Regions from separate parts of the Homo sapiens genome. Here regions 2 and 3 are each linked to region 1. Evidence: read pairs that join two places in POLR2A ChIA-PET (ENCODE). Cell type or tissue: MCF 10A. All regions are shown on one strand. Region 1 has its middle 50 kb from the start of RREB1. Region 2 overlaps RREB1 (ras responsive element binding protein 1). Region 3 overlaps RREB1 (ras responsive element binding protein 1).

The links. Peaks named below come from ENCODE experiments on the same cell type or tissue, not always from the same donor. Only the 100,000 strongest peaks of a DNase experiment are listed, where the experiment ranks them.
Region 2: POLR2A ChIA-PET joins it to region 1 with 14 read pairs; 9 of 35 experiments call an interaction of 5 or more read pairs at or near these places.
Region 3: POLR2A ChIA-PET joins it to region 1 with 11 read pairs; 8 of 35 experiments call an interaction of 5 or more read pairs at or near these places.

The regions. Positions count from the first base shown.
Region 1 is chr6:7,054,327-7,062,326 of GRCh38, reverse strand. No RefSeq gene overlaps it. Among named protein-coding and RNA genes, the nearest start is that of RREB1, 50 kb to the left of the region's middle. In MCF 10A, no CTCF peak of the experiment used is centred here; DNase peaks (open chromatin) are centred at 3,736 and 4,546.
Region 2 is chr6:7,125,732-7,133,731 of GRCh38, reverse strand. All of the region lies in intron 1 of RREB1 (ras responsive element binding protein 1), which reads right to left. Among named protein-coding and RNA genes, the nearest start is that of RREB1, 22 kb to the right of the region's middle. In MCF 10A, no CTCF peak of the experiment used is centred here; DNase peaks (open chromatin) are centred at 3,341 and 4,161.
Region 3 is chr6:7,141,099-7,149,098 of GRCh38, reverse strand. All of the region lies in intron 1 of RREB1 (ras responsive element binding protein 1), which reads right to left. Among named protein-coding and RNA genes, the nearest start is that of RREB1, 37 kb to the right of the region's middle. RefSeq lists enhancers at 2,502-2,651, 2,910-3,580, 7,597-7,726 and a silencer at 7,807-8,000. In MCF 10A, no CTCF peak of the experiment used is centred here; a DNase peak (open chromatin) is centred at 7,888.

The sequences.
Region 1 (8,000 bases):
CAGAGCCATCTCAACTTGTCTTTTCTATATAGATTTGTGATGCAGAAATATGAATCAGCTGCCCCTTTCCTTCAGCAATTCCACTGAAACTCGTGACTATACTGCACTGGGAAGGACAAACATATTCTAGAACTGCAATATAAAATAGTTGATTCATACCTTTCAAATTGCTAGAGTGACTGTACCTTATTTTTTAAACAACTTTTTTAAAAAAATTGAGATGTGGTCTCACTGTGTTGACCAGGCTGGTCTCGAACTCCTGGCCTCAAGTGATCCTTCCATTTCGGCCTCCAAAAGTGCTGGGATTATAGGCGTAAGCCTTCATGCCCGGCCTTATTAAAAATAACTATGACTTCCAAATCAAGCCTTTAGAGAGAACTCTCATTTGAAATACCGTATGTCTATGCTATTGTAGTACAAAGTATTCACATATCTGTGTAAAGACTGCTTGTAAACAGATTCCAGTAAGTTTTATGGAATGGAGTGGGAGGCAAGGTTGTGAATATGTAGGTATCATACAGCATAAACAATCTCCTGAGTTCTTAACAAAGCTCTAGATTGCCTATGCTGGGTATGGTTCTACCATTGAGAACTCTTCCACTAATTCAGTCCTATCACAAAAACTTGGTTTTTAAAAGATGAGCCCTCCAAATACAGAGAAATGTGCATCATGAATATTCTTGTTTAAAAGTGTTCCATTTTAGGCCGGGCACGGTGGCTCACACCTGTAATCCAAGCAGCACTTTGGGAGGCCGAGATGGGCAGATCATTTGAGGTCAGGGGTTCAGGACCAACCCGGCCAACATAGGGAAACCCACGTCTCTACTAAAAATACAAAAATTAGCTGGGTGTGGTGGTGCATGCCTGTAGTTCCAGGTACTCAGGAGGCTGAGGCAGGAGAATTGCGTGAACCCAGAAGGCAGACATTGCAGTGAGCCGAGATCGCGCCACTGCACCCCAGCCTGGGTGACAGAGCAAGGCTCCGTCTCAAAAATAAATAAATAAATAAATAAATAAATAAATAAATAAAAGTGTTCCCTTTTAGTTCCAACACTGATATTGCTTCAAAACTCTTCTCTCAAGGCCTTCCAGCATGCTATATTTAAAAAGTTGCCAAACTGGTTTTAACACATCTTTTCAAGACTGATAAGCAAAAGTTTACTGAAGCAGTTTTGGATAAGAGAAACTCAGAATTATTCTATAAGTTTCCTCAAATCTAGCAGCACTTTTTAAATGGAGGGTTGCTAAATAAGCTATAAATTCCCAAAGCCATGAGACATATACATAGGGAAGGCATTTCTCCTTTGGTAAAACACAAACCATACCTTCTTTGGAACTGTAGCTCACATCCTGTTGGACTGACTGCCTTCAAACCTGTTTTGTAGGTATTATGAACAACTGAGTGCAAACAGTAAGTGGTTGTGAAAATAAATTTTCTAATGTGAAAAAAAAAAAAAGAATGAACTGTTAATACAGTTTGGGTTGACTAAGAACTTCAGCAAATGGCAATAATGTTTCCAATCTTTCTTGTGAATCTTAAGTAAGATTTATTCAACTTTCAAAATTCTTTCATTTAACGATGTGGTCATTTACCTGATAACAGATGTAAAGATCCCTGCCCATGTGGATTTTTTTGGCCACTGATATCCATATTTTCGTATATAATAATAAGCTGTCTTTCACTAGGAAAACAATGGCAAATATCACCTACTTTCAGTGTCTGTCAAGAGAATATTTTCATACAGTATAGAAAAACAAAGTGGAAACTCTAGGAAATTGTGTAAATTAAAATCTGTAAATTCACAGTTGACTGGATGTCTCCTCTCATTGTATACTCACAGGTTCAAGAAAACTTGAACATCTGTATCAAGATGCTAGCACTAGGCTGGACCTGGTGGCTCACACCTGTAATCCCAGCACTTTGGGAGGCTGAGGCAGTTGAATCCTTTGAGGTCAGGTGTCTGAGACCAGTTTGGCCAACATGGTGAAACCCCATCTCTACTAAAAGTACAAAAATTAGCTGGGCATGGTGGCGGGCACCTGTAGTCCCAGCTACTCAGGTGGCTGAGGCAGGAGAATTGCTTGAACCTGGGAGGTGGAGGTTGCAGTGAGCCGAGATCACGCCACTGCACTCTAGCCTGGGCGACACAGCAAGACTCTGTCTCAAAAACAAACAACAACAAAACAAGATGCTAGCACTACTTCTGGCTTTTTTTTTTTTAAGACCTTGGCCTCCCAAAGTGCTGGCATTACAGGTGTGAGCCACCGCACCCAGTCTTTTTTTTTCGAGACGGAGTCTTGCTCTGTCACCCAGGCTGGAGTGCAGTGGTGCAATCTCAGCTCACTGCAACCTCCACTTACCGGGTTCAAGTGATTATCCTGCCTCAGCCTCCCCAGTAGCTGGGGTTACAGGTACACACCACCACTCCCGACTCATTTTTGTGTTTTTAGTAGAGATGGGTTTTCACCATGTTGGGCAGGCAGGTCTCGAACTCCTGACCTCGTCATCTGCCAGCCTTGGCCTCCCAAAGTGCTGGGATTACAGGCATGAGCCACTGCACCTGGCCTATTTCTGGCTTCTTAAAGCCATCTCAAGCACCAGATTGTCTTTTTCCTCTGTACTGATTAAAATTAGTTACTGTGAAAGGACAGACTCAGGCAAGCCTGTCCTACAAGAAAAACATTCTATGTGCCTTCTCTTAGGATAGAATACAAATGCTGTGTTTGCACATAAAACTATTTTCTTTCATGTATAGTTTTTTTTTAATAACTCTGGGTTTCATTTTCTGACATTTTTAGAATACTTCCTTATATTCTAAATGGATTTTTAAAAACCTAGATTCTCCCGCACAACAATGTGAATACACTTAACACTACTGAACTGTGTGCTTAAAAATGGTTCAGATGGTAAATTATTTTATTTTATTTTATTTTTTGAGATGGAGTCACGCTCTGTCGCCCAGGCTGGAGTACAGTGGCATGATCTTGTCTCACTGTGACCTCTGCTTCCCGGCTTCAAGCCATAATAATAAATTTTACATGTATACTTTCCCACAATTAAAAAAACCCCACTAGACTCTATCAACTTCCACTGTTTATTGGGTAGGGGTGGAGCAATAACAAAATGACCCACCCTTGGCTTCAACAGTTAGAGACTTAGAAAAATGGACAGCTTGAATTCTGTGTATGTGATGCTGGAGTCGGGTATGGGGTGTGGGGTGTGGTGTGATCCTACCCCTCAAACCCTCCACCATCAATTTTAAACATTCATTTCCGCCTGCTCATTCACCAGGCATGTAATAATATAGACAGGTGAATTCGTCTCTTTACAGCTTATAAACCAAATGGGAAAATGAAGAGCAAATGATAATTGTAGGCAGATCATCAGCATCAAACTAATTCAAAGCTGGCTGTGACAACGTGTGTAACTGCTGCTCCACAGGACAGACATTTGTCTTCTGACAATAAAGAAAGAAACATATACCTAGAGAGCCAGGTATTCCTTGAGAAAGGTGTTCATACTCATCACCTTTTAGAAATCCCCCTCCAAGTTTCTGACAATCCATCTATCTCTAAACTAGAAACATTTGTGGGTTTGGAGCCTGCAGCCTGCCTGGCCTTACCTCTGACTACTCAGCTCCCTTGAAGAGGATCAGCCAGCCTACTCCTGAGAGTACTGCCAAATACCACACCCTGGGTCTGTGTATCCAAAGGTACAGGAAGTGGTCTGTCCAATGCCTGGGTGATTGCATCATTCCAACAAGCTTCAATGTACAAAGTTTGAGTCACTCTCCACTCTCCACATAGCTCTTCAACCCAAATCTCCTTCCAGCCTAGCAGCAGGGCAGAGGACTTCTGACACATCCCTCCACTCTTTCAGACCAGTGCTAAATTTGGAAAGCAGCAGGTCATCTGGATAAAAACAACTTTGAGCACCACTATCAATGACCGTCCATCATATACAAAAGCAAAAGGACAGGTTGAAACGAACTCATAAAAAGTTTGAGCTCTTTCTCTCCCTGGGAGAGACATAGGAGGTCTCACGGGAAGGTCTCAGGCTCTACAACAAACTAGCTAAGAAACTGGTTCCCCAAAATGATCCATACCGGAGTGACCTGTAAAGCTTATTAAAAATACAGACTGGCTGGGCACGGTGGCTCATGCCCATAATCCTGGCACTTTGGGAGGCCCAGGCGGGTGGATCACTTGAGGTCAAGAGACGGAGACCAGCCTGGCCAACGTGGCGAAACCTTGTCTCTACTAAATATACAAAACTTAGCTGGGCATGGTGGCACGCGCCTGTAGTCCCAGCTACTCGGGAGGCTGAGGCAGGAGAATCACTTGAACCCAGGAGGTGGAGGTTGCAGTGAGCCGAGATCGCGCCACTGCACTCCAGTCTGGTGATAGAGCGAGACTCTGTCTCAAAAAAAAAAAAAAAAAAAAAATGGACTGCTGGCCCAGGAGATTCTGGTGCAACAACTATGTGGTGCGGCCTCTTAATCTGATGAGGCAGGTTAGGGAGCCGCTGGGTTAAAGCACTTGGTTGGAACAGTGCTGAGTCAGCGTATCGGTTCTAACTAAAGCCAAGGAATGACTAACTTACACTCTATGAGGAAGGAGGACAATCTGCAAAATTACATATATATGTAATTTTATTAATACATTTACATTTATTAATGTTAATTTATATATAAATATATATTAAAAAATTTTTTTTGACAGAGTCTCATTCTGTCACCCAGGTCTGGTCTCGAACTCGTGGCCTCAACTGATCCATCCGCCTCAGTCTCCCAAAGTGCTGGGATTACAAGCATATCACTGCTCCCGGCCTGCAAAATTATATTTTGAGGCAAGTTCTAATTGTGAATGTTCCCTAAAACTAGTCCTTTGCCACCAAATTCAAATTTAGGTGCTCATTCACACGTGTGAATGATAATCACCTCTATATAGATGACTCACAGCTCTAGTTTCAGCCCTGACCCATCGATTGCCCCTAACTCACCTAAACCCAGCTACCCCTCCTAGCCTTAAATGCAAATCAACCCTTCAACCTACCTTGAACACTGGCTTCCTGTTCTCATTTCTGTTGATAGTCCCACCTCTCAAGGTCTCTCTGGATTTAAATCCTCTGTCATCTTGGACTCTTCAATCTCCTGCCTTCCACATCTAAACACTATAAAATGATGACAATTTTTCTTTCATAACAACTCACAAAGCATTGTGTTCCAAGCAATTCCCATTGATACTATCCTTGTCCAGGTCCCCTTGGTTCCCTGCAATAGCCATTCATGGCCCCTAAACTCCCACTCCAATCGGACCTATAAGATTAACTTTCCCCAAATCCAACTTTGACCATGTATTTCCCCTGCTCAAAATCCTTTCATAATTCCCTATTACCTGCATATAAGGGCCTAACACTATAATCTATCATTAAATGACAGATTTCATACATGATCCATCTCTTCTAGCAAAGCTGACCTATTCAAATTCCCCAAAGGTGTCGTGCAAATTGCTGCCTCTTGGCTTATCTCACTAGGCTTATGCCACTAGGAATGCCTCTCTCTCACTAGGTATAAAATCATGTACAGCCTTTAAGGCCTAAGTTCAAGTCCTACCATCTCCCTTTGAAGCACTTCCTGATGGCTGCCACCTAACAGCCACCCTCCCAGAACACACCCAGCACCCCGCAACATCTGAACCTTTCTTCCTTCCCCTCTCCCTTCCCTCGTTCCCTCTGCGTTCTACTTTTGACAAAGCTAAACTTGGTTCCTAGTACTCCACACAGTCCTCTTGGCCCAGCCTGCTTTGCTCTCTGGCCTTTCTGGAAGTTCCTGGGCACTTTTTGTCTGACACTTCATTGACAGTCACTCATACAGTGGCTTCCCGGCAATGTTTCCTCAAAAAGAGCAAATCTCTTATACAGAAGCAGTACAGGTTTATTACCAACATTTTAGAGAATAAATAGAAGAAGAAAAAACTTTAAAAAAACTCTTATTATTCCACTTCTCAACTCATGGAAACTTTCTTTTTTTTTTTGAGACAGAGTCTCGCTCTTTCGCCCAGGCTGGAGCGCAGTGGCACTAGCTTGGCTCACTGCAAGCTCCGCCTCCTGGGTTCATGCCATTCTCCTGCCTCAGCCTCCCCAGTAGCTGAGACTACAGGTGCCCGCCACCGTGCCCGGCTAATTTTTTGTATTTTTAGTAGAGACGGGGTTTCACCGTGTTAGCCAGGATGGTCTCGATCTCCTGACCTCGTGATCCGCCCGCCTTGGCCTCCCAAAGTGCTGGGATTACATGCGTGAGCCACCGCGCCTGGCCAACTCATGGAAACTTTCGTAAGTGAATCCATCATCTCTTTTTATGCACATTTTTTTTCACTTTTTTTTTTCTTGAGGCAGGGTCTGGCTCTGTTGCCCAGGCTGCAGTGCAGTGGTGCAATCTCCGCTCACTGCAACCTCCGCCTCCCAGGTTCAAGTGATCCTCCTGTCTCAGCCTCCAGAGTATCTGGGATTACAGGCTTGCGCCACCACCCTGGGCTAATTTTTGTATTTTTAGTAGAGAGACAAGGTTTCACCATGTTGGCCAGGCTGGTCTCCAACTCCTGAGCTCAAGTGATCCACCCACCTCAACCTCCCAGAGTGCTGGGATTATAGGCGTGAGCCACTGTGCCTGGCCTTACTGGTGTTTTTATTTAACTCTTCAACAGTTAAACTTCTTGGCCGGGTGCGGTGGCTCACGCCTGTCATCCCAGCACTTTGGAAGGCTGAGACAGGCGAATCACTTGAGGTCGGGAGTTCGAGACTAGCCTGACCAACATGGAGAAACCCCGTCTCTAATAAAAATACAAAATAAGCCAGGCATGGTGGCGCATGCCTATAATCCCAGCTGCTCAGGAGGCTGAGGCAGGAGAATTGCTTGAATCTGGGAGGCGGAGGTTGCAGTGAGCTGAGATCACACCACTGCACTCCAGCCTGGGCAACAAGAGCAAAACTCTATCTCAAAAAAAAAAAAAAAAAAAAAAAAAAGCCACTGCACTCCAGCCTGGACAACCTTGTGAGACCCTGTCTCTAAAAAAATATTTAAAACAGTTAAACTTCTTATATTTGTCATCTAGCTGTTGAACCCTTTGACTCTTAAAAGAACATGCATATACTTACTTCTCTGTAACTCTCAAAGTGTTAAACATAGATCTGCACAAGAATAGGTGGCTCAGATGTTTAAAACATTCATTCAAAAAATATTTTGAGGGTGTCAGTGAGTAAATGGTTCCAAGCGCATTGCCCACGGTAATCTATGTGAAAACCTGCTATACGTAGATGATTTCTTGAAAAGTGCCCCAAAATGTATATATCAAACGTTCTAAATATACAGGAACACTTCACAATATGAAGAACCCTATTGGTAATCTTTTCTTAACAGATACTCATTCTTTAATTTGCTTTATTAATCTGATTTACAGCTAAAATGCAGATCACCCTAGATATAAATGTTTCATGAATTCAGAGATGAAATATGGGGGTAGGCAGAAAGGATGAGAGGAAAAAGGAAGTTTGCCACTTCATTTTACTTAAATTTTCAATGTATTTCTATAGCAACAATTCTGGTTTGAACCAAAATTTTAAAGTCTAATTATCTTACATAGAAGGAAATCCTGCTCCTTAACAGGGTGACAAAATCTAAGATCATGAATGTGTTCAAGTTCCAAGAAAACTTTTGTATAACTCTGTTATTTTCATTCAGAATGCAAGACTATTCAAAGTATAGAATTTGTGATCTTTCAACTACAGCTGTTCTGCAGTTTAAGCAAACACCATAAATGAAAATAATGACTTTTGCCAGTTGAACTGGATTCTCTATCCAGAAAATAATGTAGAAAATCCAGGCCAGGTGTGGTGGCTCACTCCTGTAATCCCAGCACTTTGAGAGATTGGGAGAGGAGGATTGCTTGAGCCTGCCCATATGAGTTCGAGACCAAGCTGGGCAACATGGTAAGACCCCATC
Region 2 (8,000 bases), 71 kb before region 1:
TTCTTCTATTATGGGCATAGGTGCAGTGAAATAATTAAAATTCTGATGAAAAAATAATTTTTAATCCTTAGGACTATTTATAATCTTAATTTAGGATAACTTGTTTTTTCTTCATATTCCTTCTTATTATGTACAATGAATAAGAACATTCATTCATTCATTCATTTACTTATTTAGAGATGGAGTCTCACAATGTTGCCCAGGCTGATTTCAAACTCCCAGGTTCAAGCGATCCTCCTGCCTCAGCCTCCCAAGTGGCTGGGACTTCCCGGGTGTGCCATGGTGCCTGGCTAAGAACATTTTATGATGGGTAAAAAACAATGTTTAAACAGTCCTGATTTTGATGTATTGGCTCTTGGTGGATTATTGATACAATCTGCTACTAACATCATAGTAGGAATAATTGTGGCTCCACCACAAAAGTTCATACAAGCCCGTCCAGGCACCTGGATTTGGCAGGGTGAGCTGATGTCTAAGAGAATGTGACATGCAAGTCCAGAGTTCCACATCAAGCCTGCCCCCTGCATCTCTCCAGGCCTCACTTTCCTCACCTGTAAGCTAAGGAGGTATAAGGAAAAGAAACGAACCATGCTTCCCTGAGGCCCCTTCCAGTGCAATGCTCTACGATTGTAAACAGGGAAAATGCAAATATCATTTAATCAAATCTTGCCAGTCATAACCCACTTGTCGACTTGCTCAGGATAGATGTGAACTCCTATCACCAATTTGACTACTTGTATTGCTTGATGGATAGTATAGCAAAGATAGAAACACTGCATTAATTAAACATGTTTTTAAAAGGTTTCCATGGCTCACAAATTTTCAAGTTTCCTTATCTGTGTGGCAACCCTACCCAAAATGAGGGCACATGCAGAAAAGAAGCTCCAACCACAACAAACACAGTCACTTACTGAATGTTGACATTGTATACCAGACACGGGGTATTTATAGTGTGTTATATTACACTCTACAATCCCATCACTTAGGTCTAATGACTTCCATTTTATACCTGTAAAAAAAAAATCTGTTAAAAGAAAAAAAAGATCTGTGTGTGAAGAGCAAAAGCTGTTTTCAACAATGGTGCATGCCTATGGGCAAGACACCCAACTGCTCTGTGTCAATATCGCCACCTGTGAAACAGGTCAAATAACCCCTACCGCATTCATTCCTTCAACAAATACTGACTGAGCACCTAGTATGTGCCAGGCACTATGGCAAGCGCTTGGGAGGCATCAGTGAATAAAATGCTTAAAAAGAACAAAAAGTGGCTGGGCGTGGTGGCTCACGTCTCTAATCCCACCACTTTAGAAGGCCAACGTAGATGGATCGCTTGAGGCCCAGGAGACCAGACTGGGCAACACAGTAAAACCCAATCTCGGCTGGGCACGGTGGCTCACATCTGCAATCCCAGCACTTTGGAAGGCCGAGGCAGGTAGATCACCTGAGGTCAGGAGTTCGAGTCCAGCCTGACCAACATGATGAAACCCTGTCTCTACTAAAAATACAAAAATTGGCCAGGCATGGTGGCGCATGCCTGTAATCCCAGCTACTTCGGAGGCTAAGGCAGGAGAATCGCTTGAACCCGGGAGGCAGAGGCTGCAGTGAGCCGAGATTGCACCATTGTACTCCAGCCTGGGCAACAAGAGCAAAACTCTGTCTCAAACAAACAAACCAAAAAAACCCGATCTTTACTAAAAATACAAAAACTAGCTGGGAGTAGTGGCATGTGCCTGTAGTCCCAGCTACTTGGGAGGCTGAGGCACGACAATCACAGGAACCCAGGAGGTGAAGGTCGCAGTGAGCCAAGATCACACCACTGCACTCCAGCCTGGATGACAGAGGAGACTCTGTCTCCAAAAAAAAAAAAAGTCCTCAAGGAGCTTAACCTATAGTACATTATCTCCCTTTCTTCCCCCATTTAAAAATGGACAAAGCATTAGAAAACAAATCCAATAGAAGCCATCAGCTTTGGCCGGGCGTGTGGCTTACACTTGTAATCCTACCACTTTGGGAGGCAGAGATGGGAGGATCCCTTGAGGCCAGGAGTTCGAGAAGCTATCAGCTTTGTCAGCCCAAAAGTGGATATTTTTACTTAAAAAACAAATGCAGAAGTGAAAAGATGAAGAGCACTTGTATTGGAGTACACTGGCCTGGGTTTGAATTCAGACTCCCTCACTAACTAGCTAGAGTAACCTTGGGCAAGTTATTTAAACTAAGCCCCAGCTTCCTCATCTGTAAACAGAAATAACAGTGAACTTTTAAGTTGATGCAAAGATTAAATCAGATGAAATACAGACTGCAAGAGGTATAATGCCTCCTGTACATTAAGTTAGGTAACTGAAAAGATTAGGGTAACCTCCCCAAATGCCACCTTCCAAATCTGCAAAATGAGGATAATTATACCAATTTAATAGGACTGTTGTGAGGACTATGAAGATAATGCACAGAAAGCATTTACCATGACTGGCATACGATGGTACATATTTGCTTCTTAGAAATGAGTATTGGCCGGGCGCGGTGGCTCACGCCTGTAATCCCAGCACTTTGGGAGGCCGACGTGGATGGATCGCAAGGTCAGGAGATCGAGACCACAGTGAAACCCCGTCTCTACTAAAAATACAAAAAATTAGCCGGGCGCAGTGGCGGGCGCCTGTAGTCCCACCTACTCCGGAGGCTGAGGCAGGAGAATGGTGTGAACCCGAGAGGCGGAGCTTGCAGTGAGCCGAGATCGCGCCACTGACCTCCAGCCTGGGCGACAGAGCAAGACTCCGTCTCAAAAAAAAAAAAAAAAAAAAAAAAAAAGACATGACTATTAACAGTCAGGAGCAGTGGCTCACGCCTGTAATCCCAACACTTTGGGAGGCCAAGGTGGATGGATCATGAGGTCAGAAGTTTGAGACCAGCCTGGCCGACATGGTAAAACCCCATCTCTACTAAACATACAAAAGTTAGCTGGGTGTGGTGGCAGGTGCTTATAAGCCCAGCTACTCGGGAGACTAAGGCAGAAGAATTGCTTGAACCCAGGAGGCAGAGGTTGCAGTGAGCCAAGATCACGCCATGGCACTCCAGCCTGGGTGACAGAGCAAGACTCCATCTCGAAAAAAAAAAAAAGAAATGACTACTAACAAAAGTAAATGGGGAGGGTAGGCATGGCAGCTTTCACTAGTGAACCCCATGACTAAAGCTATAGAGAAACAGCTGGGAAAAGCAATTCTGGGGAAGAACACTATGCCCCCAAGACCAGGCACCAGGCAGAGACTCCCAGCAGACAGTTTGCCCACACAGTGGGATCAGATGCAGGTGGTTGTGAAATGACAAATGCAACCAAATCTGAGTCACCCAGGGTGACGTCCAGAGCGCGTGGATTATGGCAGCCTTGGCTTCGGTTGCCTCTCTTTCAGGCGCTTCCAGCTTTACCAGAGGCCTGAAAGAGCAAAGGAGAGGAATGGAAAGGGATTTACTACTACTACTTTGCAGGTTTTTAGAGGAAGGAGTGTTGGCTATGGAGGATAAAAATGATTTGGAGGAATTATCAGTAAAAGTCATTTATCCAGACTTGCTCTTGCCCCCAGTGAGGGCAGGTGAAGGCACTCCTTGTCTCCTTTTGGGCTGAGGCAGAGAACAGCAACAGGCAAAGACAGCAAGACTCCAAAATTGAGTGAGGGAGGGGAGAGTCAGTAGAGTGGGCTCAAGTGCCACACTACAACACCTGGGACAAGTAGGTTCACCAGCTCACGGTGCTCTGGGCCAGGTGTGCTGACTGACCCGTAGCTCCACTCAACAGACTGCTGGAAAGCTCTTGGCCCTACCTTCAGTAAACCAGAGGTCTTGGTATATACACCCGTCTACCAACATTATAAACAAGATAAATCAGTTCCGTAAACAAGCACCAAAAAGGGGCCTACCAGACCAAAGGGACATGAACCAAAACCTTCTATGTCAGGGCTAAAGTGGAACCCAGGTTCCCTGCTGCCCGGCTGCACCTTTCCGACAACAGGATGTTACCCCTCTCGAAGGTGGCTCACCTGGAATTGGTAACCACAAAGTCAAATATCAAGCAAAGTATGTGATTCAGCTTTTCAACAAGTCTATGGCTGTAAAGAAATAAAGCTTCGCTATGTGTGTACATCACTGCAGTGGCTTTAGGCAATTCAGATATCCTGGGTGCTGCCTCTTGGTTCATCCTGTACGAGCTGCCATGGGAGGCACTCTCTGCCTCAGGCCAAAAAGCAAACAGTGAAGTGAGCCACGGCAGTCACCCAAAGCACAGACACACAAACCACATGCCCACTGTTGAGGGTGTCTCCAAGGCCTAAGCAGGCCAACTGTGACTTCTCTACTCAAAAACTTTGGACTCCCTACCACTTAAATTAAGAAGAAAAGGTCAAATCCTGCCCCACCTTCCACCTTGCCCCACTATCCCTCCAACCCATCTTCTCAGACACCTTCCTCAACACCAAATTACACTGTAAACTCAAAACCAACCTGCTTTCCTGCTGGGCTCTCAGCCCCTACTTGTGCTTTTCCTAGAAGTGCAGACCCACTCCTGCGAGCTTCTGTGAGCCTTGGCCTTCCCATGGGAACTTGGCTCAGGGTCCACATGGCATAAGAATTCCTTTCATAATGTCAACTCCCCAAAGGCAAGAAACACCAAACTCCACCATGCCTAAACCTAGCATAGCAATTGCTCAATTAAGGATATTTCAGATGAAGCTGGAGGTATTCAAATAATGTGTTAAGCTCAAAAGCATAACTTTTTTTTTGAGACGGAGTCTCACTCTGTTGCCCAAGCTGGAGTGCAGTGGCCCAATCTCAGCTTAGTGCAACCTCCGCCTCCCGGATTCACGCAATTCTCCTGTCTCAGCTTCCCGAGTTGCTGGAATTACAGGTGCCCACCACCACACCTGGCTAATTTTTCTATTTTTAATAGAGATGGGGTTTCACCATATTGGCCAGGCTGGTCTCGAACTCCTGAACTCAGGTGATCTGCCCGCCTTGGCCTCCTAAAGTGCTGGGATTACAGGTGTGAGCCACCACGCCCGGCCCCAAGACAAACAAATTGAGTCAAGTGGTAGAAACTCTCCAGGTATCACCGTATATTGAGATTATCTAAAAGAACAACTCTTAAAGCCTGCCATAAAGCTTCCTGGTCATGTGTCACTGGCTGCATGATCTCAGAAACAGGAGCATCTCTAAGCCTCAGTTTCCTGTCTTTAAAAAGGAGAAAATAACAGCTACACCTCATGAAGTTGTTGAGATGATTACACACAGAGACATACATGGTGCTCTGCTTCCCCTAAGTAGTGTGCCCTGGTCGAACCCACTAAAAGCAGCACTTTCAGACACTGCCTCCAACCCAGCTCCCCTCCAGGTCCCCCAAAAGCTCCACTTCAGCTTACCAGAATCCTACTTCCTCCTGCACAATCTCAAATGCGAGAACACATGAAAAAACAAAACTAAACAAAAAATGTTCGCCAACAATTCGGAAAATCATAAAATGAAACAATCTGTTTTCAGTGATGGAAATGATTGAGGTATGTGTTCTGTCCAACCCACCAAGTTTACAGGAGGCCTACCCCCATTTTGCACAACCCTCCCATCCAAGTCCCTTAGTCCATGAGTACAAGCTTTGAAATGTATAAAGTCAGGCTATAAAAAATTCGTATTTCTTCCCCAGAGGACTCTGAAAACCTGAGAGTACAAGGCAATGTTGTGCCTCTACAATAATTACTACACCATTAATTGTCTTTGGGGCCTGCAGTCTGACTTCCTTCACATCCACTCTAACTTTTCAGGCCTCGGGCACATGATGCTCCTTTGTTGGCTGTTTCAGCTGCAGTGAAGGGGGTGGATCCAAGCAGAGGACCAGGAACATCTGAGGGGCAGAGTCGTGACCCAGATGAGGGCACATGCTCTGCAGGTGAGCAGCGAGCTGGCAATTGCTGTAAGGCAGCTCCACCTTTTGAACAGATTCTATTTCCACCAGACGCTGCCAGCCCCTAAAGCCATCACCCACAGAGTCATCAAGACAGCAAATTAGCTGGCCCTCTGCTCACACCTATCCCACCCTGCAGTCACTCCCAACTGACACACCAAACTCGTGGTTACGAGGAATACATTGTCCCAGTTCAGCTCCCAGTGTCCATCCTCAATATTTTTGAGAAATGAGTCCCTCTCCTCTAAAGAATTCCAATCTCTAATGACCTTAAGTAAGTACCAACTAGTACAACACAATTAGGGAAGTCTAAACATTGTTGAATTATATTTGCTGAAAATAAATGTTCCCACCTTTCCCCTATCATTTAACAAGGCTTCAGAAGGCAGCCCACATATCCTGGGTTGAAAAATCTCTTGTAAAAAAAAAGGGAAGAAGTTATTCTGTTAAAGAGAATACCAAATTCCAAGTTCACACTGCAGTTTGCTAAACACCTTGTCTTCTCTCCGACTTAAATTTTCTAAAGGGTTAGCAGTTCTCTGAACCACAGAGCTGCTCACATCACAGTCCTGCTCCAAAGCATTTGATGGCTCACAACAGACTCCACCACCGAGCCCCCGTCCATTTTTCCAGGGCCAACACTTCTCATCATTCCAACTCAATACAACACGCCTAAGCCCTATCCTCTAGTCACATTCCACTTTTTGCCCTACCCTGTCCTCAACTAAGCCTCATATTTTCATACTCCAGGGCCTGTACTTAAACTGCTTTTTGCCTAGAAGGACGTTTTCCTTCCCCACATCATCCTCCTCCACATGACAAGCCCTGCACATTTGAGAGCATCACTTCCTCTTCTTTTCCCAACCACTTCCCACTTGCAGGCCCCTCCACTTGTCCTTGCTGGTTATGAGGCACTGACGAGTTTTAGGGCAGGGACCATGTTTTACCCATCCTTGCATTTCCAGAGGCTGGTACCCAGGGCAAGTGTCAAGAAACGGTTCTTGATGCAGGCTTGCTGATGGTGGTATTCCACAGATGGGAAAAAAGGAGCCCAGAATGCTGGCCTCCTAATCCAGATTGCTTCTCAGTATTATTTTGCTGAAACTACCCAGCTGCTGTGAGCAAAATAACAATGATAATAACAGTAGCAAATAGAGAAGATAGGTCAGTTATAACTGAGCTGGTAGCACACAAGACGTAATTCTCTGTTACTAGTTTCAAAACAGTCCTGCCAGCACAGTGGCTCATGCCTGTAATCCCAGCACTTTGGGAGGCGGAGGCAGGCAGATCACCCGAGGTCAGGAGTTTAAGACCAGCCTGACCAATACGATGAAACCCCATCTCTACTAAAAATAAAAAAATCAGCTAGATGTGGTGGCGTGTGCCTGTAATCACAGCTACTAGGGAGGCTAAGACAGGAGAATCGCTTGAACCTGGGAGGCGGAGGTTGTAGTGCACTCCAGCCTGGGCAACAAGAATGGGTCGGGGGGGAATCGAGGCCGGGCGCAGTGGCTCACGCCTGTAATCCCAGCACTTTGGGAGGCCAAGGCGGGCGGATCACGAGGTCAGCAGTTCAAGGCCAGCCTGACCAACATAGTGAAACCCAGCCTCTACTAAAAATACAAAAATTAGCTGGGTGTGGTGGTGCGCACCTGTAATCCCAGCTACTCAGGAGGCTGAGGCAGGAGAATCACTTGAACCCGGGAGGCGGAGGTTGCAGTGAGCCGAGATCGTGCCACTGCACTCCAGCTTGGGCGACAGAGCAAGACTCCGTCTCAAAACAAACAAACAAACAAACAAACAAACAAAAAACAGTCCTTCTCCGCAGACAGGAAGAAGCAGGAAACAGACCTTGAAGTACTTACCGTAATTCAGTATCTGCCAGTTCCATAACTTGCTCCGATGCCCTCACAAAGGAGCAAGGCACACTGGGAACCCCCATCCCAAACACACTCTAAGAGACAGGACAGCCTCCTCTCATTGCCCTCCAGTCCACACGGCTCTTCCTGCTTGAAAAGTAAAACAACAAAGAAACAACACCTCCCAGAGGCTATCACACTTGAGC
Region 3 (8,000 bases), 87 kb before region 1:
ATACAAAAATTAGCTGGGTGTGGTAGCACGCGCCTCTAGTCCCAGCTACTCGGGAGGCTGAGACAGGAGAATTGCTTGAACCTGGGAGGCAGAGGTTGCAGTGAGCCGAAATCATGCCATTGCACTCCATTCTGGGCAACAGAGCAAGACTCTGTCTCAAAAAATAAAGGGAATACAGACAACCTGGTATGGTATTTGGACATCATCTGAATCTGTTAATGAATAACTTTTTTTCTACAAATCTGGGCAAAATATATAATATTTTAGTATATGTCTGACTATACTGAAAGGTTTATTCTAACACGTCATGTTAACTCATGAAGCAGCTGCACATCACTGAGGGGGAAGGAAAGTATTCAGAAATTAATTTTCCATATAAAACTCCTGGGTGTCAATCATTCTAAAGTATCTTTCAAACTTCCCTGTTTCCTTAAGCATAGCATGGTGAATCAATGTATGATTAATTCAGCCTTTTGTGGGGGTGACTCAGGATCATCACGATGAACAACTTACACTAGGCTGCCTCTGGAAACTAGTGACATACCCACCCCCCCCCACTTTACTTTTGCCACTGTACCACATGGCTCTGTTGGCCATGCTTGTTTTTCTCAATTGAAAATTTTCCTGAGATAATTGTGGATACACAGGCAGTTTTAAGAAATAACACAGAGGGCTCCTCTGTCCAGTCTGTGAAATTCCCCCAATGGGAATCCGCCATGCCGTTTGAATTCTTGTCTCATCCCCTAACATCTTTTCTGCTTGTTGTCAATGTGTCTCCTTCTGATGGCTTTTTTCCATCCCCAACATTGGCCTCAGAAATGTAGACTGGAAAATGTGAGACAAGGTGGCCAGGGCTGTATCTACAGTAAGAATAAATAGTGCTGAAGTGCAGGCCTAAAGGATCAATGGGAATCAAGGTAGGAGTGTTAGTACCAGGACTTCCTAACACCTTTGTGGCTTTGAAAACTTTATTTTACATACCTCTCCCCCCACGTATACCCTGCTGGCTCTCACTCACTCGCAAGCACATCGGCTGAATATTCTGGACCGAAGAATGCCAAATAAGCGACCTCTACATAAGCAATATACTACTTTTGAGTCAGCTAGCTAATCAACTGCTATATCCACAATGGTAATTGGCAATCCAGCAGTGTCCAGTGTCTTACTGTGAATACTGTCTACCAAGCCAATAATAGTTTGGAATGAATACACGCAGCTTAAAACACAAACTTTTTTTTTTTTTTCCTGAACTCACTGATGTTTCTGAGGAAGTTTTAACTTATCAATCACTGGTACTATGGAACAATTTAATTACCTAAGTTGAAGGAATGAAGTTATAAGAAAGATACAATGAAGAGCATTATGAATGTGCTTTAGAGACTTCAGTAAATAAGAAAACTGTCACTTTGTTCTCCTACTGCATTAGGAACTTCTCAAACAAAGAAGCTTGATGGAGGCAGACAGAGAGGGGCTTATCAGCTTAGGACACGGGATGGATGGTACAATTAACTGTCACACAGTCAGATATAATTCACTCTGATGAGGCCAGAGAAAGAAAACAAGGCAAAGAAAGGGCTCATCTTGTCCCTTTAGGTAATATCCAAATATCCCAGCACGGAAACCATCTTTTCCTCAAAGGTTATCTACACACGTGGCCTGAGAAGAAAGGCAGTAAGCCTTTGGGGAGTTGGGGAGAAGGAAGGAAAAGAAAACAGGAGGAGGAAAAAGGAAGACCTCTTTTCTGAACCACAAATGCCTCATGCTGCGCACTCCAAGCTGAAATGCAGTATGGTAGGTATTCTAAGGGGGAAAAAAACAACTACATTTCTTTCCTATTACTGATTCCTCTCTGCTTCACAGACCCAGCTCGGCCAAGTGGAAAACGGCTGCCATGAGTTCTGCAGAAGCTGCATGTCTTGCCCTGGCAGTCTGAAGGTGAAGCAGGCTTCAGAGGTGGACAGCTCAGGGAGAATCCAGAGAGGACACAGAAAAGCACACCAGGGCACCTTCTCCACGAGCCACCCACAGTCCATTTTACAGGCTAGAGCTCACCCTCTCAAAGTTAGAAGGTGCTCCAAAAACAGCTGGAGACTGGAGACCATAAACTACAAAATGCATGTGATGTTAAGATACTAAGAAAAGTACGGTTTCATTCTAAAACAGATGCACACAGAGAATTGTTTCTTCTGCCATGACAATACAGTTCCTTAGCTTTCAGAGTGCCAGACAAACTAGAATCAGAAACATCTTCCAACCAGTGTGAAGATGGAAGGAAAAAGAGCTCCTTTTCCTCTCCCTCCCCCACCACCTCCTCCCCACCAAAAAAAAAAAAAGAAAGAAGAAAGCCACGACACACCAGAAATAGCCTATGTGAGTCTGCTTCTAACAGCCAAAGGATGTGTGCACTATGAGCGGCTCCCTTGCAATGTGTGTTATAGTGAGCTCAAACATGACTATATATGGTATGTTTACGGAGTGAATGGACACAAACACGAAGCAGAACTTATATCAGACCCAAACTGGCTTTTAAAGAGCTCGGTTCCTCCACATTTATGGCCACAAGACGTCCCCTAAGTCAGAGCTAACTGTGGATACTTCCAGCAGTAATGTCTCCTGACTTGCTGGCACCGAGTTGCAGTGACTCCACCTCACTGCCCTCCCAGGCTGTCTGCGTGTGCACACACTTCCTTCTCCGTCCCCACCTCGCCTCCTCCCCTCCCATCTCCTGCTTTCCCCCTCTCAGGCCATCTACCCCCGGTCCCACAGAGACATAAATGCACATTCAAGAATGCTGCTGCTGAATGGGGCCTATGTTACATGACAGAGGGCATGGTAAGCGGGCCACAGACTGCTCTAGAAACAGATGGCAAGGCTGAGGCCCACAGCCGCTGCCTGCTTCTCACACAACAGGCTCCACAAAGTGTTTTATTCACATCCATGTTCTGCCTAGAAGGAAAGCCAGATACTGAAGTGTGTGTGTGTATCTGTGTGTGTGTGTTGGTGGGGGGAGTATAGTCTGAAGATGTATTAAAGTCCTGGGGGGCGGTGGGGAGACGGTGCGCAGAGCAGGAAGGAGAGGGATACGGAGAGGTGGCGTAGGGGGTAGGGAAAGAGAGAGAGAGAAAGAGAGAGGAAGGCACTGGCTTTAACAGTCTTGCCCAACCTGTTCTGCGGTATGTTCTGTTAACTCCTTTCTGGCAAATAGATGCAAACAGCAACCCCTTTCTTCCCTCTTCTTCTCCCCACAGGCATAGGGGCAGCTACAGGCAGAGAAAAGTCCCAAAGAAAAAGACGGGGCCCATTACTGGCTGAAATAAACCCATAATTTTGGTCATCTAGTATAAGACTTCCACTATCAGCTACTGGGGCTGACATTTCACTGGAAACTACCAACCTCACAGGCCCTCTCCATCTCCCAATTCTCCTCCTGACCCTGCAAAATAGGTTAATCGAGGTTAGGTCCTCTAAAATAGATACATGGAAATTAGGCTGAGCTAGGTCCAGTTTTCACGCACTTGAACAAAGCACTAAGGTGAGAAGGAAGCATCAAGTTCTTTTCTTCTTCTTCTTCGGTTGACATTAGGCATTTACAGGGTTAATAAGGGCAGCCTGAAGACCAGAAATTTACCTGCTTAGCAACAGAAGCATCAGCTAAGCTGTACTGGTTGTTTTGATACAGGAAAAGCAGTTTCTACCTGGTGAAAATTCCTGGTGATGTTTCAGTTGCCATTTTAAGCAACACACATACTAATCACAGGTAGAAGCCAGCAAGAAACTATGGGAAAAGGAGAAAAGTCCAAGGAGACTTTGCTCAGTTGAAAGGTCCAGGTCAAAACCAACCACCAAAACATGCGACCACACATGTAAACCTGCTCTGAAAATTACAACAGATCAGAGCTGAGAAAACTGCTCTTGGAAGCACTAACACACAAGCTCGTTTTCCCTCTAACTTGTTGTTTATGGCTGCTTTGTCTTCACATGGACCTTCAAGATTCTTCAGGTAGTGGAAAGAATGGGTGTCTTTTTTAATCATAAAAAGACAGATCTTCCCCTCTACACGGTGAGACGAAGAAGAAAGCATGACTCTCACAAAAGATTACACTTTCCCCCCTTAACTATGTTTGTATGTCGCAATTTTATAAAAAATGCAGATGTAACCCAGGGCCTTCATAACCTCGCTGAAGGACAACAAATAAATATATCTACTTCAAAATTCAACTACAGAAAGCTTCTTCATTTTCAACAAGTGACTGTTTCATTTTTGGAAGCTCCAGGATACCAAGGCACATAGAGTTGGTTGCTGTAAGATGTTTACTGCTGCCTTAACAGAAATGTATCTCCTTGGGAGAAGCAAGGCCTAAAAGCAGTTAGAACTGACAATTTGAACCAGTTGTTGAATATGTAAAGCACAGTAGAAAAAGATTAAAATATACTTCATTAACTAAAATACAAAGAAATAGAAATAATTTGTGAAAAAAAAAAAAGGAATAATGTCAATGTATACAACCAGAGAACACAGCACCTATATAATTACACAGGGCCAAAGAATGTCTATGTGAGAAAAACAAAACAGAAGTGAAAATCCTAACATTAATGCTATCACCTTTGGATAAGACCATGTTTCAAGAGCAGAAGAATGAGAAATTAAACAGTTACTTATAAATACTCTTCAATACCACATTGTAAAGTTTGGTTTTGACAGTTTCCCTTAAATTCAGTTTTAAAAATTAAGTTTCACATTATAATATAGTTGACAAATTAAAATTGTATATGTACAGTGTACAGGTGAGGTTTTGATACATGTATACATTGTGAAATGGTTAAATCAAGCTAACATATCTATAACCTCATATATTTATTTTTTGTTATGAGAACATTTAAGATCTTAAGTTCTAAACTGAAAACATTATTTGTGCATAAAGCTCAAAAAGAAAAAATATAATGACTTAGGAAATAATAAAACTTTCTAACTTCAACCCAATTTAAAGGAAAATTTGGAAGTCACATGTTTGAGAATATAAAAAAAAAAGTGTGCAAAACCAAGCCACAAAAACAATTCCCCCTTTAATAAAGTAAAATACTTGCACTTATTCAGGATCCCTAGACCAACAGTTTGAGCAAATTAAAACCTTATTTCTGAAACTTACATTTGAAAAAATGTAAGTTGGGTCAAAGAAATTCTAGTGTGGACAAAATGGTGGTATTTAAAGCAAAAATTTGGCCTATGCAAAAAAAAAAAAAAAAAAAGAAAGAAAAAAAGGCTGCAGTGATGCACACTGGTCGCCGGCAGAGTGGGCTGCAGAGGCCAGTTGTATCTAACAGTTGTGCTCAAAACAACAAATGGTGCATTCATAAACTGCAAAAGCAGAGGCTGTTCAGAGGCTGTAAAGTCTGCACCCGAATGATGAGCAGCCGACTTTGCTGTTGTTCCACAGAAAGGGAGTGAAAAAAAAGGACTGAATTCAGTTAGAAGCACAGGCTGTCACTTCAGCGGTGGCAAAACGGTCTAGATAAAGAGGCCCCAAGCACCATTTACTCTCTTCCAACAGGAGCTGGGTCTAATGATAATTGAGTCAACACCTCTACCTAAGATAATACTGCAAGAGCCAGTGTCGGGGGAAAGCCCAACTAGAAACCAGAACATGCACCTCCCCACACCCTTCTTGGTTTAAGAAAACATTCAGCACCACAAAACGCATAGTCTCAGACCAAGGGAGTGAACGACCATAGCCTGATTACCTGTGACACTGCCTCTCCATGCCCTTAACAAAAGAAACATCTGGTACCAGCTACTCAGCATCCCTGAAAACTGTCAGAGTTCCAACTTCTTAAAAAATTAATGAGCCGCATTTACACCTGCCAGTGCTGAAGGCCCATCAGGGCTAGCATAGGAACCACAATGCCTCACTTAATAGAAAACACTCGGGTTTGCAGCAAGCAAGCAAGCCAGCCAGCATCAGATGGGAGAATTTCCTTATGTATCATTTCCTAACCCTTTTAGCTGTATTTTCCCCAAAAATCCCAGTGGCTCAAATGTATTCATTTGTCTCAAGACAAGTTTCCAACACAAATGTAAAAGTGACCTGTTTCTAACGCAGTTTTGAAAGCTTTATTAGGGCTTTGTATTTGCATCGCCTGGGAAGCTTCCAATGCCCCAGCCACTGGTTCATGCTCCACCAGAACCTCCTGGAGAGGGGTCCCAGCATGTGTAGAAGAGAAAAGTTATCCCCCCATGAAGAATGAAGAATCACTATTAAGAGAAAAGCGACCACCAAAGGTGGTGCAGCAAAAGTGAGGTAAGTCTCAAAGTGGAAAGAGGGGGTGCCACGTAAAGTCACTGAACTCATTCTAGGGTCCTAGAGTGGCCGGTGCTGGGGTCCTCCCTGCCCGGCCTTGGGGCAGAAGTCAGTGCCCTGGCTTGGTAAGCTAGCCCCACGTGGCTCCGCCCATCACATGGCTGCAGAGGCGCCAGCTCATGAAGCGGGCCTGCTGGGGGTCAAGCCTGACCCCACGAACTGTCTCAGACTAAGGCAGGGCACACTCAGCAAGGCGCCTGGCAGCAGGCAACCTTTAGCCACCGGAACAGCCTGATGGTTACCAAACAGTGACCTGCTGCCCTCACCGGTGATGTACTTCCAGTACAGAACATCGAGAAACTGCGTCCTGGAGGGAGACTTGACACCGAGGGCAGGCGGGAGGACACAAGGGCGTCCAGCTTTGCGGGGGGACGCACCCGGTGGTGCCGAGGGCAGCGCAGCTGGGAAGGGCATGGGAGCCGGCTCTCGGAGGAGGGTGTAAAAGCGGAAGCCACGAGAACTGGCTGGGTTTTGTGTGGTCCTCCACCTCCATTCTCAGAAAATAGCCTTTTTTTTTTTTTTAAATTAAGACGGAGTTTCACTCTTGTTGCCCAGGCTGGAGTGCGGTGGCGCGATCTCGGCTCACTGCAACCTCCACCTCCCAAGTTCAAGCGATTCTCCTGCCTCAACCTCCTGAGTAGCTGGGATCACAGGCGCACGCCACCACGCCCAGCTAATTTTTGTATTTTTTTTAGTACAGACGGGGTTTCACCATGTTGGCCAGGCTGGTCTCGAACTCCTGACCTCAGATGATCCGCCTGCCTGGGCCTCCCAAATTGCTGGAATTACGAGCGTGAGCCTATGGGCGAGGGCCACCGCTCCCGGCCCAGAAAACGGCTCCTTTTAGAAAGGAGAGGCAATTATCCAGCCCTCTGCGGAAAGGGCCAGAAAGGCCCTGCTTCCTGGCCCGGCCACCCGGCTGCCCGTTCTCCTGGGCTCTGTCCTACACACGCCCCGCTCCTTCCAGGTTCACTTTGCCGCAGGCAAGTGTCTGCACCCCTCCTCCTCGTCAAAAAAGGCTTAAAGGAGCATTTTCTAGATACGTGGTTTTTCTTTTAAACAAAAGTTTTTGGAGCTACCCATCATGAAATACCCTGCTACATGTTTTTATTCTGAAATAGCCATCGGGGAAGCCAAATGTTTCAATGGGGACTTATTTGGGGAAATAATTACATAATGCGAGTGGGCATGCTCATGTCTATGCAAATCTTGTGAAAATTTAAAAGTGGTCACAGGCTAAATGCCCTCTAGCCAAAAAAGGCGGGGGGGCGGGCACGGGTTCGCTCCAAGCACACTCATCTTCTAATCTTTCCCTAAGAGGAATTTATTATTTTTAAGGAGCTGAGTTGCTAAAGGCATCTCTGAAGAGCTCCGGTTGTTCATTAGGTTGTGTCCCCAGCGGCCGTGCCCTTCGCAACTGAGGAAAGTGCGGCAAGATCCGCTGGAAGACGCGGCTCTACTCACGGGGGAACGCCAGCGCGAACGAACACCGAGCCCCGCCCCGCCCGGCCCCCGCCAGCCCGCCAGCCAATCGGCGCCCGCCGCCCTGACTGATGGCCTCGCTACCCGCTCACCGGACACCCACCGCGGGAGCCCTGGGGGCGGCCCGAGGGGGCCCCTGCGGCCGTGGAGCCCTGACGCGGG